Regions from separate parts of the Mus musculus genome. Here region 2 is linked to region 1. The links are chromatin loops, found by intact Hi-C in ENCODE. Cell type or tissue: gastrocnemius. All regions are shown on one strand. Links, peaks and the distances in the headings refer to the core of each region. The heading gives the core; the rest is flanking DNA.

Region 1 (8,329 bases), core at 237-8,236:
ACCCAAGTAGCCTCTGTGCAGCCCACCAAGGGTGGACTCACAAAAACCTACTTCTCTGTGTCTGTTTCCTATAGCTAGAGGCCAAAGTTCATATCCTTCACATTCTCCTACATCCTGACCCAGTACCCAAACCGTGCAGATACTGCAGCCTACAAAATCCACCAAGCAGAGAAGGGCTGGTGTTCTCCGACCTCATCCTTTTTACTTGACAGGTATCTCTTACACGCGTTCTCGCGACCGGCCAGGAAGAACGCAACAAACCGGAATCTTCTGCGGCAAAGCTTTATTGCTTACATCTTCAGGAGCCAGAGAGCAAGAGAGCAAGAGCAAGAGCTCTATTGCTTACATCTTTAGGAGCCAGAGCGCAAGAGAGCAAGAGCAAGAACTCTATTGCTTACATCTTTAGGAGCCAGAGCGCAAGAGAGCAAGAGCAAGACAGAGAATGGCGAAACCCATTCCCTTTTAAGGAGAATTATCCTCCGCCTAGGACGTGTCACTCCCTGATTGGCTGCAGCCCATCGGCCGAGTTGTCGTCACGGGGAAGGCAGAGCACATGGGGTGGAGAACTACCCTTGGCACATGCGCAGATTATTTGTTTACCACTTAGAACACAGGATGTCAGCGCCATCTTGCAACGGCGAATGTGAGGGCGGCTTCCCACAGGTATCCACTCACCTGTGGTCATTCATAGGAGAAGTGGAGTCTGCAAGTCAGCTGCTAGCCAGATCAAACAGCCAGTGGGAGGTCACACTTCAGGGCTCCTAACCGTGGCTTTCCAATATGAGCCATGACCCAGGGACTGGTCAACATCTGGAGCTGGACTGTGATGTAGCCAGCCTCACTAGGAACCTCAGAGGAGGTAAGAAAGGATGAGGTGTCTACTCTGAGGTCATAGCAAACTGTCTGCACAGATGCTAGGGACGACCTGAGGACAAAGCCCCATGGCCTCTGTCCACACACTAACCAGCATGTATAGAGGTCAGAGAACAATTCTGTGGAGTCAGTTCCCTTCTTCCACTTTTATGTGGGATCCATGGGCCTAACTTAGGTTACCAAGTTTGCAAGGCAAGAGTGCTGAACCATCTCATCAAATAGCATTTTTCTACTTTAAAGAAAGAAATTATCCCATGCTTGCTTCGACAGCACATATAGTGAAATTGGAACAATGCAGAGATTAACATGGCCCCTGCCCAGGGACAACATGCAAATTCATGAATTATTCCATATTTACAAGAAAAAAATTAAGACTATCCCAGAGCTGGCGTAATGGTACATGCCTGGGCCCTCTGCACATGGGAAGCTGAAGCAGAAGATTCACTTGAGCTCAAGAGTCTGAAGCCAGCCTGGATAGCAGAGTGAGAACTCATCTTAGCTAGGAAGGAAGGGGGAATGGAGGGAGAGGGTGAGGGAAGGAGAGAGACAGACAGACAGGCAGACAGATGAAAGACGCTCCCTTCAGACTCTACTACAGACGCTGATCTTGACACTGAGAATGAGGTGGGATGATTAGGGAGACCCAGATCATAGCCAAGGGTGGCGTGGGAGAGACAGAAGGCCTTCTTGTCCAGCTGGGGATAATCAGCTGCTGGTCCCCCACTGTGAGCCTCTCCATTGAAGCCTCTCCCAGGCATATCCATCCAAGCAAAGCAGTTAGCTTGCCCCAGTGTGGGAAACTCTCATGGCACTTCTTCTTTCCTTTCCTGGGTGCTGACCCACCATCTGGATCACAAACTCTGCTCCTAAGAGGATACTGTAGGGAGAACACCTGGCAGGAAGTGGGCACAGCACATCTGCAGCCTTAACCTGTCCAACACAGCAGAGGACTATACCTCTAAACTGTCCATCCCTGAGACAGCCAGAAAGGCCCCTGGTGGGACCCAACCTTACTCCCACAGAGCAGATTCAGAGAGGCTGCGTATCTCCAGGACAGCATAGCACAGGCTGTAAGACATCCACAAGCTACATACATCCTATTTCCTGCTGGAAATGGACAAGGCACCTCCTTCTGCACCAAACAGGAGGTGGGACCAGGCTTGACCTCCTTAATAGACCAATGTTCCATAGTTCCTACTAGACTCTGGAACTTTGCAAACGCTGGGCAATGTGAGGCTGGTCTTACTCAGCCTCTACTTCCTGAGGAACAAGGGCAGCCATTGCTTCTTCAGTGAATACATCTGTGCATTCTGGCCTTTTGATGAAGAGAGAGATAATCCAACCCTGGAAACAGGTGGCAAGGCTAGAACCAGTCTCAACAGAAGCCCTGGCAGCCCTGTCCTCCCCTCCCCCCATGGAAGCCCTAAACCCCTGTATATATGTACTACATATATTGCCTGAAACCCTAGAGGTGGCCCACACTCATATCTGACTCATCTGTGTCCCTGCTGAGTAACCACCATGTCTCCAAATCAGGGCAGATAGTTCACACTTCAGATAAACAGTGTTAAGTTCCAATCCCAATCTCAAGTTTGTGCAAACTGTACGAGGCCTTCTTCCAAACCAGTTTACAGTTGAATCCTGACAGTCCCTCCCCTCAGCCTGGTCTCTCTGGCCTTTGTCTGAACCACACAGGTGTTACATAGCTTTTCCTGGGGAACACAACAAGTATCTGTTCACTGCAGGCAGGACGTTAATGACAGACCAAAGAAGAAATTCCAAGTCTAGCTTGTGAACCAATGAGTTTACTAGAATTACTGATGGAAGCGTGGGTATTTGGTGGTTAATCTTAGCAGACTTGATGGGAGTTCGAGCCACTATGGAAATGAGCCTTTGCACATGTTGTCTGTGAAGAAGTCTCTAGATTGGAACTGAGGTGGGAAGACATTCCCCAAATGTGGACAGTGCCATCCCATGGGCTGCATTCTTGAATAAACAAAGAAAAGGAGAGTGAGGTGAGCACCAGCCATCATCTTTCTGTTTCCTAACTGCAGACATGACCATGCTGCCTCATGTTCCTGCTGCCATGATGTCCCTCTGCAACAGACTGTATGACAATGAGTAAACTACTAAGATGTAAGGGTCACTTACAAAAGTGAAGGTGACTCAGAAGCTCAGTCACAAGGCTCATATGAGGCTGAGTGACAAGTCAAGGAGGCTGCTTGAGTTTCCTGGTTGCAGTCTACTATGCTGGAGCGTCCCCTTGTCCCAGCAATCAGTTACAGTTTATATAACCTGGAGAAGAGTGTGGCAAGTGTTGGTAAATCTCTTGTGAGTTCCTGGAACTCTCTTGTAATTGTTTGTTTCGAGACAGGCCTTCTCTATGTAGCCCTGGTCATCCTGGAACTAGCTCTGTAAACCAAGCTGGCTCCGAGCTCACAGAGATTCGCCTGCCTCTGCTTCCCAAGTGCTGGGATAAAGGCGTGTGCAATCATCAGCAAGTCCTTGTATTCTTGGGAGGTTTTATTTTTCACTCATCTCATATGCAATACATCCCCACAGCAGCCTCCCTTTCTCCTTCTCCCTGACCTTGCCCATCTCCCATCTTCCCCAGATCCATTGTTCCTCTCTTTCCCTTCAGAAAAGAGCAGGCATAAGAAGATGCAATAGAACTAGGCATATATCCTTTACTTTCTTTTCAGAGGGAATTTTCACTACAGGAAATAGCTAATAACCACTGGAGATGCCCATGTACTTGACCAGGACAGTTCAGGGTAAGTCATAGAATCTGAAGTACATAACACTATGAAGACAGAAGTCTCACCCTCCTGGTGTCACCAGGACGGTCCTTATCAGTGGCCTTACTCACTTGTACTGCTGTCATGTCAACTGCCCCCACCTCTTTTTCATTACACCTTACCCATCTCCTTTATGATCTCTAAACCAGCACCCCTACTGGACCATTTCTTGTCTGGTTTTCCCGAGCCTGGATCAATGCTTGCACAGAGTAGGTCTCAACAAATCCAAGCAAAGGGTCCCAGCCAAGCAGCCTTGAGACTTCGGCGACACAAGAGCCTCCTCCTGGGATCCTACTAGCCTCAGCCTAGTCGGTTCTCCCTGAGCCTCCAATGAAGTCCAGCATCTTTGGTTATAGGAGAAGCATGCTGCACGAAGCTGGCTCATGATCCTCTCGGTCTGACAGAACACAGGCTGCTGAGGAAGGGAAGGGTGGGCAGGGCATGCTGGCCAGCCCTAACTTGATTCCCCCCAAACATGAGTCTCCGACCAACAATGGAAGCTACTAGAGACTGTCTCTGTTAGAGCTCTCTCTGACCCCAAGGCTTCGTCTGTCTTCCATCACTCCTCTCCAAACAGAACACAGGTTGGGAATGATGAACAACAATGCGAGTCAGGACTTGAAAGACAGACAGCTCCTCAGCTTACCAAGGGCAGGCTATTCCCTACAGGACCGCTTGGGGGCTCCAGGCACCATCCAGTGAGCCCAGAAAACAGAGATTGCGATGGTAGGGAGGTGCGCGGCAACAGCTTGTGCTTACTTATGTTAAACAGATCCACTCAGTCAAGGGTCGGAGTGAGGTACGTGGAAAATAAAGCCTGCGGGGACCAGCGAAAGCAGCGGGCAGCCCCAAGTAAAGGGAACAAGAACACCAAACAGGCTGTACTACATGAGACCACATCCGAGAGGGTGGCACAGACTGAGGGGCACATGAGATTCTTTAACCTCTTCTATCCGGGTTCGAGTCCGAACCAGGCAGGAAAAAAGCAGCAGAGCTGGTTTCGACTGGAGCGAAACCACAGATGTTTGATCAAGGAGGTTAGGGCCAATGTGGAACTTTGCAGAACCTAGCATTGCAGAAGGTAGGGTGGATTCTTGCTCCGCTCGGGGTGGAGTCTAATAGGGAAGGGCGGGACCACTTCGTGCTACTTCTGGTCTATCAGGGGAGCTCAAAAGTCTCATGGGTGGGCCCGCTGTGAAGCGGGAGGGGCTTTGACGCGCGCCCCGCCTCCCAGTGGTGCGTCTTTTGCGGTGCAGGAAAGCTACTAAGTACGCGCGTGCGCATAGCGCGCGTGGGTCCTAAAGTGGTGTTTCGTGGGTTATCTTTGCAAATGGGCTCCGCGGCCTAGCGCCCTGGTGGCCTAAAAACGAAGCCTGCAAGGAAGGGGTTCTCCGCCGAGGTGAGGGCAGTGACGAAGGCAGCCGGCGGTGGGGTGGGGGAGGCGCGTCTTCTTGGGGCCAGGAGCAGACAAAGCCCCTTTGTCTCACCACGCAGCCGGACCGGGCTGGTTGGAGCCGCTTGGAAACCTGGCACTGTCAGGACCCGGGAGACTCGGGGAACCCTCCGGTGTGCGGTGACCAGGGCCCACATTCTGCTCTCGTCTCCGCAGCGCCTCGGTCCTGAAGCATGGCAGCCATCCCTTCCAGCGGCTCGCTCGTGGCTACCCATGACTACTATCGGCGTAAGTAGCCCCTCGCCAGCCCCGCCCAGGGCTGGCCCAGGGCCCTGTGGCTGACCCGCCTCCCCTTCCCAGGACGCCTGGGCTCCTCGTCCAGCAGCAGCTCCGGCGGAAGTGCCGAGTACCCTGGGGACGCCGTGCTCCAGTCCCCGGGTAAGTGCAGAACCAGCCAGCGGAAGGGCAGAGTTCACGTCCTAAGGCGGAGTGGGGTGGGGGATGGGTAGCGTGGAGAAGGACTTGACCCCATCGTGACCCTCCTTTGCTCCTCAGGTCTTCCCAAAGCCGACCCGGGCCACTGGTGGGCCAGCTTCTTTTTCGGGAAATCCACACTCCCGTTCATGACTACAGTGTTGGAGTCTCCTGAGCGGTGAGTCCATCTTCCATGTGGTTGTGGGGGTGGCCCCAATTAAAGCAAATGCCGACCCAGTGACCTATGCTCTCCTTACAGCTCGGCAGAATCCCCCCAGGTCTCCAGAAGCCCGATGACCTGTGGCCTGACTCCTGAAACCATGAAGCAGCAGCCAGTCATCCATTCTGGCCAGACCAACCCCAGGGACCTTTCCTGACCTATCAGAATCTGCAGCCTGCCCAAGCTGAAGTGGTGCTAGGCCAGTGCCTACCCTCTCGACCCTCCCTGTAAACTAGGAAGGCTGAACAAGAGAAACCAGTAGAAGCTGGAGAGAGCCCCCTCTTGGTTCACAGCACTGAACTTTCCTGACCCCATAACTGTGTCTTGGCACAAAGCAGAAAATAAACTCACAGCAGCCACCCTCCCCTGGTATGTTTGAAACATTACTGAATCCAGCCTTGCTTCCTGCTGGATGCTATACTGCTCCCAGGCTTTCCTGACAGCTCCTTGAGACCCTTCCCAGTGATACCCCTGCATCTGGTGAGATACCCTCTCAAGTGGGCCTGGCCCCAGGTAGACAGTCCAGGGGAAGCTGGGCCTCTGGCTGAGTTTGGGAGCTCTCAGTTCCTACACAGGAACCTGGTGGGTGATCTTGGGTCAGGCCCTCCCCACTACTTGCTGCACGGCTGGTTCCCCAAGGTTGGGGATACTAGCTCAGACTGAAAGAGGGTTACAAACACAGGAAGTCTAGCCTCTAGGTCAGAGGGCATAGGAGCTGAGGGGGGTGGCTGAAATGGCAAGGTTAGGGTGGAGTCTTAGGTGTGGCTCAGCAAGCCTTTCTGCTACCTCACCTGGTAAACAGCTGCACTCTCCCCAGGGAACTAAAGCCTGTGCCTCTGACTGCTGAGCCTCCCTCCTGCCTGCCCTCAGGGTATCCGGAAAGCTTGAAGAAGGCTGCCCTTAACTCCCAAACAAGTAGTCCAATGGAGGAGGCTCTTTTCCCCTTTGGTGGACTCAGAACAGGAAATGAGTTTTACTTAGGCCAGATGAAGCTCACAGAGCTGCTCCTTGTCAGCTAGAAGCTAGGGACAGCCAACAGCTCCAGGCGGCAAGGAGAGTGGTTCCATCTTCCCTTCCCCTTTGTGGATTCTCTGAAGTCTTGTCAGATGTACAGCTGCAGCTGGCAAAGCTGAGAAGTGAGTATTTTAGTGACTTGCAGAAGGGTTAGAGAAAAGTTGTAGAGAATAATCAGAAGTATAAAGAATGACGTTAAGATGATAGTAAAGGAAAGATTTTGGGATCTACTCTGATCTTGAGTGATAACCCTCTGAAGAGATAGGCCTAGGGCTGGTTACACTGTAGGTTCTGGAACAAGCCCTGCAATCTCAGCAAAGCCAGGCTGACATGTTTACAAGTGCTGTCAGGCACCTGTGTTTGTTTGTGGTGCCAGGACTTTGTTCTCAGAAAGTGTATTCAGGTCAGGCTGCCACATCCAAGTTGTACCACAAGGTTTTTGCCAGAAGCACCTGTAGGTTTGGGTAGCTCCCTCTTTGAAAAGTCCCTGAGGCTTCTAAAAGTCAGCCCTTCTCATAGTAAGGCATTCTAGGAACCAGGCCAGTTCTTCCCACAAGGCCTTACTACGATGATGTCACCCTTAGTTACTGTAGTAGTTACTCAGTCTACCTGGAGCTGAGGAGAAAGCTCAGGTGGCAAAGGCTTGCCTTGCCAATGAGAAGACCTGAGTTTGAATTTTGGAATCCCCATAAAAGCTAGATGCATTGTTTTCTACCTCAGTGCTGGGGGTACGGGCTCGTTAGGCTAACGATGAGAGACCCTTTCTTTAAAAAATGGCGCACACCTTTAATCCTAGCACTCGGGAGGCAGAGGCAGGTGGATTTCTGAGTTCGAGGCCAGCCTGGTCTACAAAGTGAGTTCCAGAACAGCCAGGGCTACACAGAGAAACCCTGTCTCAAAACAACAACAACAAAATGGCACCCTAGGAACAACCCCTGTTGTTGTCATCAGACTGACATGCAAATGCAGAGTACCTGGTAACACTGTAGGTTCTTAAAAAAGAAAATCAGGGGGATAAAAGATACATATTTCACCTTTCACAGAGTAAGCTGGAGACAGCGAAAAGATTTCCTTTAAAAAGCAAACACTTCAGAACCAGCAAAACTTAAAGTCATTTTTTAAAATTTAGCTCTCGGGCTGGTGAGATGGCTCAGCAGGTAAGAGCACCGGACTGCTCTTCCGAAGGTCCGGAGTTCAAATCCCAGCAACCACATGGTGGCTCACAACCATCCGTAAGGAGATCTGACTCCCTCTTCTGGAGTGTCTGAAGACAGCTACAGTGTACTTACATATAATCAATAAATAAATCTTTAAAAAAAAATTTAGCTCTCGAGCCCTTTATCTTTCTCTCCCCTCACCCTCTCCATGTAGAGTGTCCTGGCCTCAATCCTTGGGGCCCATAAACTTGCCTTCAATACAATCTTTAAAAAAAAAAAATTAAAACATCAGTCCACTGATAATGAATTCTTATCTAGAAATGGCAGTGAGCCCACCAGCTTCATGTATAGAAACACTGAGACAGGTGATTCTAAGATAATGTGGGCACCTGTCGGATGT
Region 2 (8,329 bases), core at 89-8,088, 150 kb after region 1:
TCAGAGGACAGCCTTGAATGTTGGTTCTTGCTTTCTACCTTGTTTATCCCTGAGAATGCTGGGCTAACTTGTCTGAGAACTCCTGTCTCTGCCTCCCACCTCTCTGAGATTACAGTATCTGGCTTTCTATGGATTCTGGGGACCTGGACTGTGTTCTTCATGCCTCTATGGGAAGTACTTTCCTCTCTGAGCTGTTTCTGTATTGATGACCTTGAACTGACCTTTTGCTTTCAGTGTTTGGGTGCTGAGGTGGTGCATGCACTGGCAGGTCTGACTTATATGGTTGTGGGGATTGCACATGCTAGCTAAGCCTTCTGCTGACTGAGCGGCATTCATTCTCAGACCATTATTATTTATGTGTGGATGGTTGGTGTGGATATCAGCAGACAGCAGACAGTGGAGTTGGTTCTCTCCTTCCAACTTTACATGGAATCTACGAATTGAACTTAGAATATCCCTGAGACATTTCCCTGATCCCATCAAGTTTTGGAGTTAGGTTTTTGTTGTTTGTTTTTTTGAAACAGGGTCTCACTCCTAGGTGACCCAGAACTCGCTGGCCCCAGCATGACAGTTTTGAACTCATTTTTAAGGTCATGCTTGCCTGATTAGAGGTCTGCTGACTTCTCCCTCCTGTGTGCTAGACAATGATAGCTTCACATAGTGAAGCTCACATGGGCTGCCCTTCTATGCCAGTTTCCAGTTCCCTTGAGGCTCTGTGTACAGAATGAGAGTGTCCTCCTTTACCTGAGGGCGCAGTGACTCATGTAATAGTTGTACTCTCTGGATACCCCTGTGAAAGGACTTACAGGTCTCCTGTCTCTTTCTACCCCCAGAATGTGCCCATACTACCTTTCTCGAAACATGAAACAGCAAGCGGACATCATCTTTATGCCATACAATTACCTGTTGGATGCTAAGGTGAGAAGCTGATGGCTACTGATGTCCAGGGTTATCCTTGGGCTTTGGAGGGGGCCACATGAACCTTTGTTTATTAGGTCCTCAGAGAGAAAATGTGGGCAAGAGGCCTCTTTTTTTTTTTTTTTTTTTTTTTTAATCACTGATTAGACTGAATACCTGTCCAGATGCAGTTGTGAATAGCTTAGAGCTATGAGTTCTTCTTTCTGAGCAACCTCGGCATAGGCAGGCTAACGAGAATGAAAAAACCCAAGGCTTTATGGATGTTTAGGCAAACACTATACCGACATTGTTGGCTCCCATAGCTGTCCACATGGACAGGGTCAGTAACCTCTGGTGTCAGTAATGACCTGGTGGGCAGCTTTTGCTTCTAATCCCTATGGTAAATATACATCAAGAACTTAGTGTGTGGTGCTACTTAGGCACCTCTTACAGAGCTTGGATTTTAGTACCTGGAGTTGGGAGAGCAGATAGCAGAAGATGCTGTTGAATGGTTGAGGATAGCGGAAGTGGACAGAAAGAAGGCTTCAGTGATCTGGTAAAGACAAGACAAGTACCTTTACCTGCTGGGCCAACTCGCTGGCCCTAGCATGACAGTTTTGAAGAACTAGGTTAGAAATCACTGCGGTAAGCGGGCGTGGTGACGCATGCCTTTAATCCCAGCACTCGGGAGGCAGAGGCAGGCCTGGTGTGCACTACACAAAGATACAGTGTCTTGAAAAACAAAACAAAATAAGTTAGACTTAAAATTTCAAGCTTAGGCTTTTTAAAAGAATTAGAAAAATTAAAGTCTTATTTTGTTTTGAGACAGGGTCTCACTGTGTATCCCTGGCTGGCCTGAACTCAGAGAAATTTGTCTGCCTTTGTCTCCTGAATTAAAGGTGTATGCTATCACACTCTGAGAGAAGATTAGTAAACTCTAACATCAGTTTTTCCTTTCAAGAGTATTGGTTTTGGTTTTTTTGAGATAAGGTTTCTCTGTATAACAGCCATGTCCTGGAACTCACTTTGTAGACCAGGCTGGCTCCCAACTGACAGAGATCCACCTGTCTCTGCCTCCCGGGTACTAGGATTAAAGGCGTGGGCCATCACACCTGGCTTTATCAGTTAAATTTAAAAGAAAATTGTAAAGTACTAATTTATTTTTGTTTGAGTGTATGTATGTGTGACCCACTGTGCATGTGTGGAGGTCAGTGGATGATTTGGAATACTTGGTTCTCTCATGGGATTGAACTCGAGGCTGGGGTCTTAGCGTGCCTTACCTTCTAACATCTTGATCTTCCCACTGTTAGTTAAAAAAATTTTTTTAGCATTCTAGCTGAGAATAGTGTGTATATTTACTTTTTCAAGTTATATGCATATGTACGTATACACACACACACACACACACACACACACACACACACACACACACACAGGTACTAGGGTCAAACTTTATTTTCTATCATTGAACATGCTCCGTGAAAAGGTAAGTGATTTAGTTATTCATGCGTTGTAGAGTTCATGGCTGATGTGCCTATTAAGATTCTAATAGGTCAGAATTTCAGTGTTTCTTTACACTATGCATATATTCGCTCTCTGTTTTATCAAAAAAATGGAATATGCAGCTGTAAGCATTTTAAAGTTAATAAAAACTTCAAAACATGGTTTTAAAGAAAAAAAGCAAGTTTCAGAAAATGAGGAAATGCTGCAGCCTTTCAAAGGACCTGGATCTACAGTGAACAAAGGCTTTTAGAATTGAACAGTCCAGCTCACTTCTAAGAAACCTGAGTAGATAGTTTTCTGAAGTTTACAGAATGGCCACTTATGGTTTGTGGAAGGGTTTAACTGCTCTAGTCACAAGGTCATTTCAGGCCCAAACTACAGGAAGTGATACTGTATTCTGATGGAAATGGCTGCAATTAAAGAGACTTAAGGGTCTAGGAACTTAGCTCACTGGTAGAGCATTTGTCTAGCATTGGTGAGCCCAGGTAGTCAATCACAGGACCACACACATACATAAAAAACAAAGCATGCTGGCAAGATAGTTCAGCTGGTAAAGGTGCTTATCACCAAGCAAGCCTGATGCTCTGAGTTCAGTTCCTAAGGCCTACATGTTGGAAGGTGAGAACCCTTAGACTGTCCTAAGACCTCTACCTATGAACCTTAGCACACAGGCACTCTCCCTGCCACAAAGTAACAACAGCATCAGCAGCAAAGGTAGAAGTAAGTGTGAGGTGTGGGGCAGTCGGAGGTACCAACTGTGGCTGGTGGATATGGTGATCACGCAGTAGCTCTGTCAACAGTGTGTGCTTGTAGCTCCCTTCTAGGAAAAGAAAGTCCTTAATCCAGTGACTCAGGCATACAGTCACTGGAGTTTACTGACCACTGCCAGAAGTGGGAAGCTAGAAACTGCCAGCAGTGAGAAGTGAGTCTCAGAAATGCTACATTCTCCTCCTCTCCTTCCTCCTCCTCCTTGTTTTTTTGTTTTGTTTTGTTTTGTTTTTGAGACAGAGTTTGACCTGGAACTCACTCTGTAGATCAGACTGGCTTTAGTAATCTGCCTGTTTCTGCCTCCCAAGTGCTGGGATTAAAGGCGTGCATCACCACTGCCCCGCTCAAAGCTACATTCTTCTTGAGGGAGTAGAATACTGGTTGTAAAATATTCACATCTGAGGCTGGAGAGATAGCTCAGTGGTTAAGAGCACTGACTGCTCTTCTGAAGGTCCAGAGTTCAAATCCCAGCAACCACAAGGTCGCTGACAACCACCCATAATGAGATCTGATATTCTCTTCTGGTGTGTCTGAAGAGAGCTACAGTGTACTTACATATATCAATAAATAAATCTTTTTTTTTTTTTTTTGGGTTTTCGAGACAGGGTTTCTCTGTATAGCCCTGGCTGTCCTGGCGCTCACTTTGTAGACCAGGCTGGCCTCGAACTCAGAAATCCGCCTGCCTCTGCCTCCCGAGTGCTGGGATTAAAGGCGTGCGCCACCACGCCCGGCTTTTTTTTTTTTTTTTAATCCACATCTATCAAAACCTAGATGTCGGGCTGGTGAGATGGCTCAGTGGGTAAGAGCACTGACTGCTCTTCCAAAGGTCTGGAGTTCAAATCCCAGCAACCATATGGTGGCTCACAACCATCTGTAACAAGATCTGACTCCCTCTTCTGGAGTGTCTGAAGACAGCTACAGTGTACTTACATATAATAAATAAATAAATCTTTAAAAAAAAAAAAAAAAACCCTAGATGTCGAGCTGGAGAGATGGCTCAGTGGTTAAGAGCACTCACTGACTGCTTTTCTGGAGAGCCTACTTTGGATTTCCCTGAACCTGTATGGTGTTTCACAGAGCTCTAAGTGTAGTTCAAGGAGAATCTGGCACCCTCCTCTGGCCTTTGTGGGTACTGCGTGACTATAGTCCACAGATTATACCCATAGGCAAAAACACCCTTATACATAAAATAAAAATAAATCTTAAAAAAAAGATGTGTGCTAGGCATGGTAATGCCTTCCTGTAATCTCAGCACTCAGGAGACGGAAGCAGAAAGATCACAAGAACAAGGCCAGCTCAGGCTTAGTGGTAGAGCACTTAAGGGTTTGGTACCTAGTGTTATAAAATAAGACAGAAGAGAATACAACTGTACCCTTAACTCATAGTTTTAGTTCTCTTCTACCTTGTGGGTTTCAGGGACTGAACTCAAGTCATCAAACTTAGAGGCAAGTGCCTTTTCCTACCTAGCCATTCAGCTGGCTTACCTGATCATCCTGTTGACTGTAACATATACTGCTTTGTGCTGTGTGAGCAATTTCTTAGTATAGATGGCCACAAGCATCCAACTTTGGTTAGACTTGGACAGGTAACTGAGTCTGCTTTTCACAGTCCGCCTGGAGAAAGAGCCAGTTCTCATAGTGTAGTATGAGAGCCTTTGCTCTTTCTTCCATAATGTGTGGTACCTGATTATGATGCACCATCTGCCTCAGGTTCCCTTTTTTCCTGTCTGCACTCTTAGCTGGCCCCACATGACTTCAGCTCATGGTAATTTCCCTTCTTTGTAGAGTCGTAAGGCGCACAGCATTGACCTGAAGGGAACAGTTGTGATCTTTGATGAAGCTCACAATGTGGTGAGTCCCCTTGGCCTCTATGTTAAGTACTTCCTGTCTCCCCAGCTTTCTCGGTGTTTCTGGAGCAGTCCTACTTTGGATCCAGCAGCATGTGCGGTTCTTGGGACCAAGCAACCTTAGGTGCTGCTCCTCTCTCAGGTGCTCATCAGTTGCCTCACCTGGGCCAGAGTCTGGCTAGTGGGGCTTCAGATGTGCCCTTAGGTACAGAGTCCAAACCAGAGTCTCTCACTGGGCCTGTGCCTTTCTAGACAATTGGTAGGGATAGCCTGGCTCTGCTTTTTCTTGTACCATACTTTTGTCTTTCCAGCACGTCTTTACTCTTCAGACTACTTAACTTGACCTTTAGGAAACTTCTGTGGAGACAGTTTCTCATCTTTGGTAGCAATAGCATCATGAATAGTTCTGGAGTGCGCCACCCCCCCCCCCCCCTTGACTCTCTTTGTCCCATTTCACCAGCACATGATCACAGTGACAACCACCACCGCCACCACCCCTGTGTCTGTTGGCCCTGCTTACTCAGGGCTATGTAGAACGACCTCAGAGGATGAGTAGCCTCATCCTTAGCTGCTGTGGAGCCTGCGATGAGACTGATGGAGAGCCAGGTCTTCCCACAACAGGACCTTATTTCCTACTTGGCTCCAGGCAGCTATGGGGTTATGGAGCTGATTGGTGGTATCATCTGACTTTTGATGCCAAAATAACTGCTTTTGCTGATAAATTTTCCAATAGCAGAATTTTGGCAACTCAAAGTGAAATAATTTTCTAAAATATTGGATTGGGCAGTGAATTTCCTTGGACCAACTTTGACTTTACTTTATAGACTAGGAGCTGGGGCTCAGGGGACTTCTTCAGTCACTTCCTAGAGTCCCCATTCTGTCCCACTCTGCTGTAACACAGGTCTGCTTTGGCCCTCAGGAGAAGATATGTGAGGAGTCAGCCTCCTTTGACTTGACTCCCCGTGATGTGGCTTCAGGACTGGAGATTATCAACCAGGTTTTGGAGGAACAAGCCCGGGTGACTCAGCAGGGTGAACTCCAACAGGAGTTCATTGTAGACACGTCCAGCTCAGGTAAGTTTATGGCTAAGGACTTAAGTAGACTCAGTCTATTAGAGGCATCTTGGGCACATATCCTGCGTAAGAGCAGGGTCTGGTCTTCCTACTATCTTTTGTTGAGATAGCATTCTGGGGCATGAGAAACTTAGTTCAGGGTACCTGTTGTGTGACTTTCTGTCTGTTAATACCAGATAGGGCACCATTAATAAACCAAGGAAATACTTCAGCTTACGTTAGTGAGTTCCAAGACATTCAGGACTGCTTACACCCTGTCTGAAAAAAAGACTGCAGGCCCCATGAATAAGGGCACTTAAATTCTGTTCGTTTCCCGGGTCTTTATACATTTCCCTCTTCCCTCGGGTGAAGCATTGTAGTTGTAAGAAGTGCTGTCTAACTGCTCTGTAGTCCAGGGAGGACTGACTCATCTGATACTTTCACTGCTTTCCAGTTTTTTTTGTTTTTTTTTTTTTTTTTTTTTTTTGAAACAAGAGTTCTATGTAGCTCAGGCTGGCCCCAAACTTAATATAGGAAAGAAAGGACAAATTTTAGTTTCGGGTTCTACTGATTTACCTTCTAAATGATGAGATTATAAACTCTGGCCACCATTTTTGGTTTATTTGATGCTGGGGTCAAACCCAGGACTTTGTGCACACTAGGTAAGCAGTCTACCAGTTGAGCTATATCCCCAGCCTTAGTTCTTTCACTCTTTTCTGATGTCTATGTCTTTTCCTAGCTAATGCTTTGTTTTGTTTTGTTTTTTGTTTTTTTTTTTTTGTTTTTTTAAGACAGGGCCTCTCAGTGTAGTCCTGGCTGTCTTAGAACTTGATATTTAGATCAGACTGGCTTCAAAGATCTGCCTGCCTCTGCCTTCTGAGTACTGGGACTAAAGGGATGCACCACCACACCCAGCCCTGCATTTAATTTTAAAGCAAAGTACAGATACAGGAAATATATATATACACACACACACACACACATAAACACACACACACAATCAACTATGGCTGCTTGTGCTTGTAACCACAGTGTTATAAAGACAAGTGAATCCTGGGAGCTCACTGGCCAGCCTAGTCAAAACATTGAGTTTCAGGTTCAGTGAGAAACCTTGTTTAAAGGGAATTCTGCTAATGAGCAATAGAGAAAGACATTTGATGTCTTCCTTTGGCCTCTGTGTGCAAAGGTACTAATATACATGTACATACACACAGGCATATGTGCATACAGCACACACATACACAAAAGAAAACACATTGTTTTTGAGGTACGTGATGAACTGAACACTCAGGGCACTCTTTGCTGCCAATCAAAGAGAATTTGCCATCACAACCATAACTGATCTCTTACCCAACTTGTAATTCATCATCTCTTGATGGCTCCTGGTTACTTCCGCCTTCCCTTTTTATAGTAACATTGCAGCTACTTGATACCTAAATTCATTAATTATTAGTGATTTCAAGATGGTGCTATCTCATTCAGCCCTTTATTTATCTATCTTATGTGTATGATCATATACAATATATATACTTTTTTCATATACAACAAAAGACATAGTTAGATCCCATTATAGGTGGTTGTGAGCCACCATGTGGTTCCTGGGGATTGAACTCAGGACCTTTGGAAGAGCAGTCAAGTGCTCTTAACTATTGCGCCATCTCCAGTTCTCATCCCTTTGATTTTGTAGCAGAAACAGTGTTATAAAGATTCTTCAGCTCTGTGGTGACACTGTTCATATTGGAAAAGCAGATCATGCTTAACATACATCCCCATTTCAAATTTGGAAGTTTGAGTTGATTCTCAGTTGATTGTCATTTACGTGTCTAAATGCTGATAGCTACTTTTCTCCTTGTCATAACAAAATACCTTACCAAAGGAGCTTAAGGAAGTAAGGGTCATCTTAGTTCACATTCTCAGAGGATAATCCATCATAGCTGGGACTTTGTGATGGTAAGGGCTTGAGCAGTTAGAGTGTCTGTAATCAAGAAACAGGTAAGGGGAGAAGAAAAGAGAAAGAAATGGGAAGAGATGAGAGGGAAGAGAGAGAGAAAGGCTACCCTGGCTGTCCTGTAACTCTATGGAGACCATCCTGGCCTGCAACTCACAGAAATCCACCTAGCTCTGTCTCCAATGTGTGGACCACCACATTCAGCTTTTTTCTTTTCTCTTTCTTTTTTTTTCCTTTTCTTTCCTTTTCTTTTTTATTCAGTTCAGAGGTTTAGCCCATGGAATGGCTCTACTTACCCTTTCAATTAACCCAACC

The links. Peaks named below come from ENCODE experiments on the same cell type or tissue, not always from the same donor. Only the 100,000 strongest peaks of a DNase experiment are listed, where the experiment ranks them.
Region 2: it touches region 1 in a loop (12-fold over the local background); 26 of 42 quality-filtered maps call a loop at or near these places.

What each region holds. Positions count from the first base shown.
Region 1 is chr2:181,182,385-181,190,713 of GRCm38, forward strand. It overlaps Ppdpf (pancreatic progenitor cell differentiation and proliferation factor), which reads left to right and starts at 4,863. Exons shown (of 5, transcript NM_001356427.1): 1 at 4,863-5,070; 2 at 5,281-5,352; 3 at 5,425-5,502; 4 at 5,620-5,716; 5 at 5,798-6,120. The coding sequence starts at 5,298. The coding sequence ends at 5,915. Gm24892 (a small nuclear RNA gene) reads left to right here and starts at 1,128; the gene lies at 1,128-1,231. In gastrocnemius, for the core only: a CTCF peak has its summit at 4,908; DNase peaks (open chromatin) are centred at 3,983, 4,368, 5,011, 5,367 and 2 more places; H3K4me3 peaks cover 2,488 bases; H3K27ac peaks cover 3,280 bases.
Region 2 is chr2:181,329,960-181,338,288 of GRCm38, forward strand. Rtel1 (regulator of telomere elongation helicase 1) reads left to right here. Exons shown (of 34, transcript NM_001001882.3): 8 at 834-918; 9 at 4,953-5,018; 10 at 5,934-6,087. Among named protein-coding and RNA genes, the nearest start is that of Rtel1, 14 kb to the left of the region's middle. In gastrocnemius, for the core only: a CTCF peak has its summit at 4,292 (motif pointing left); a DNase peak (open chromatin) is centred at 4,282.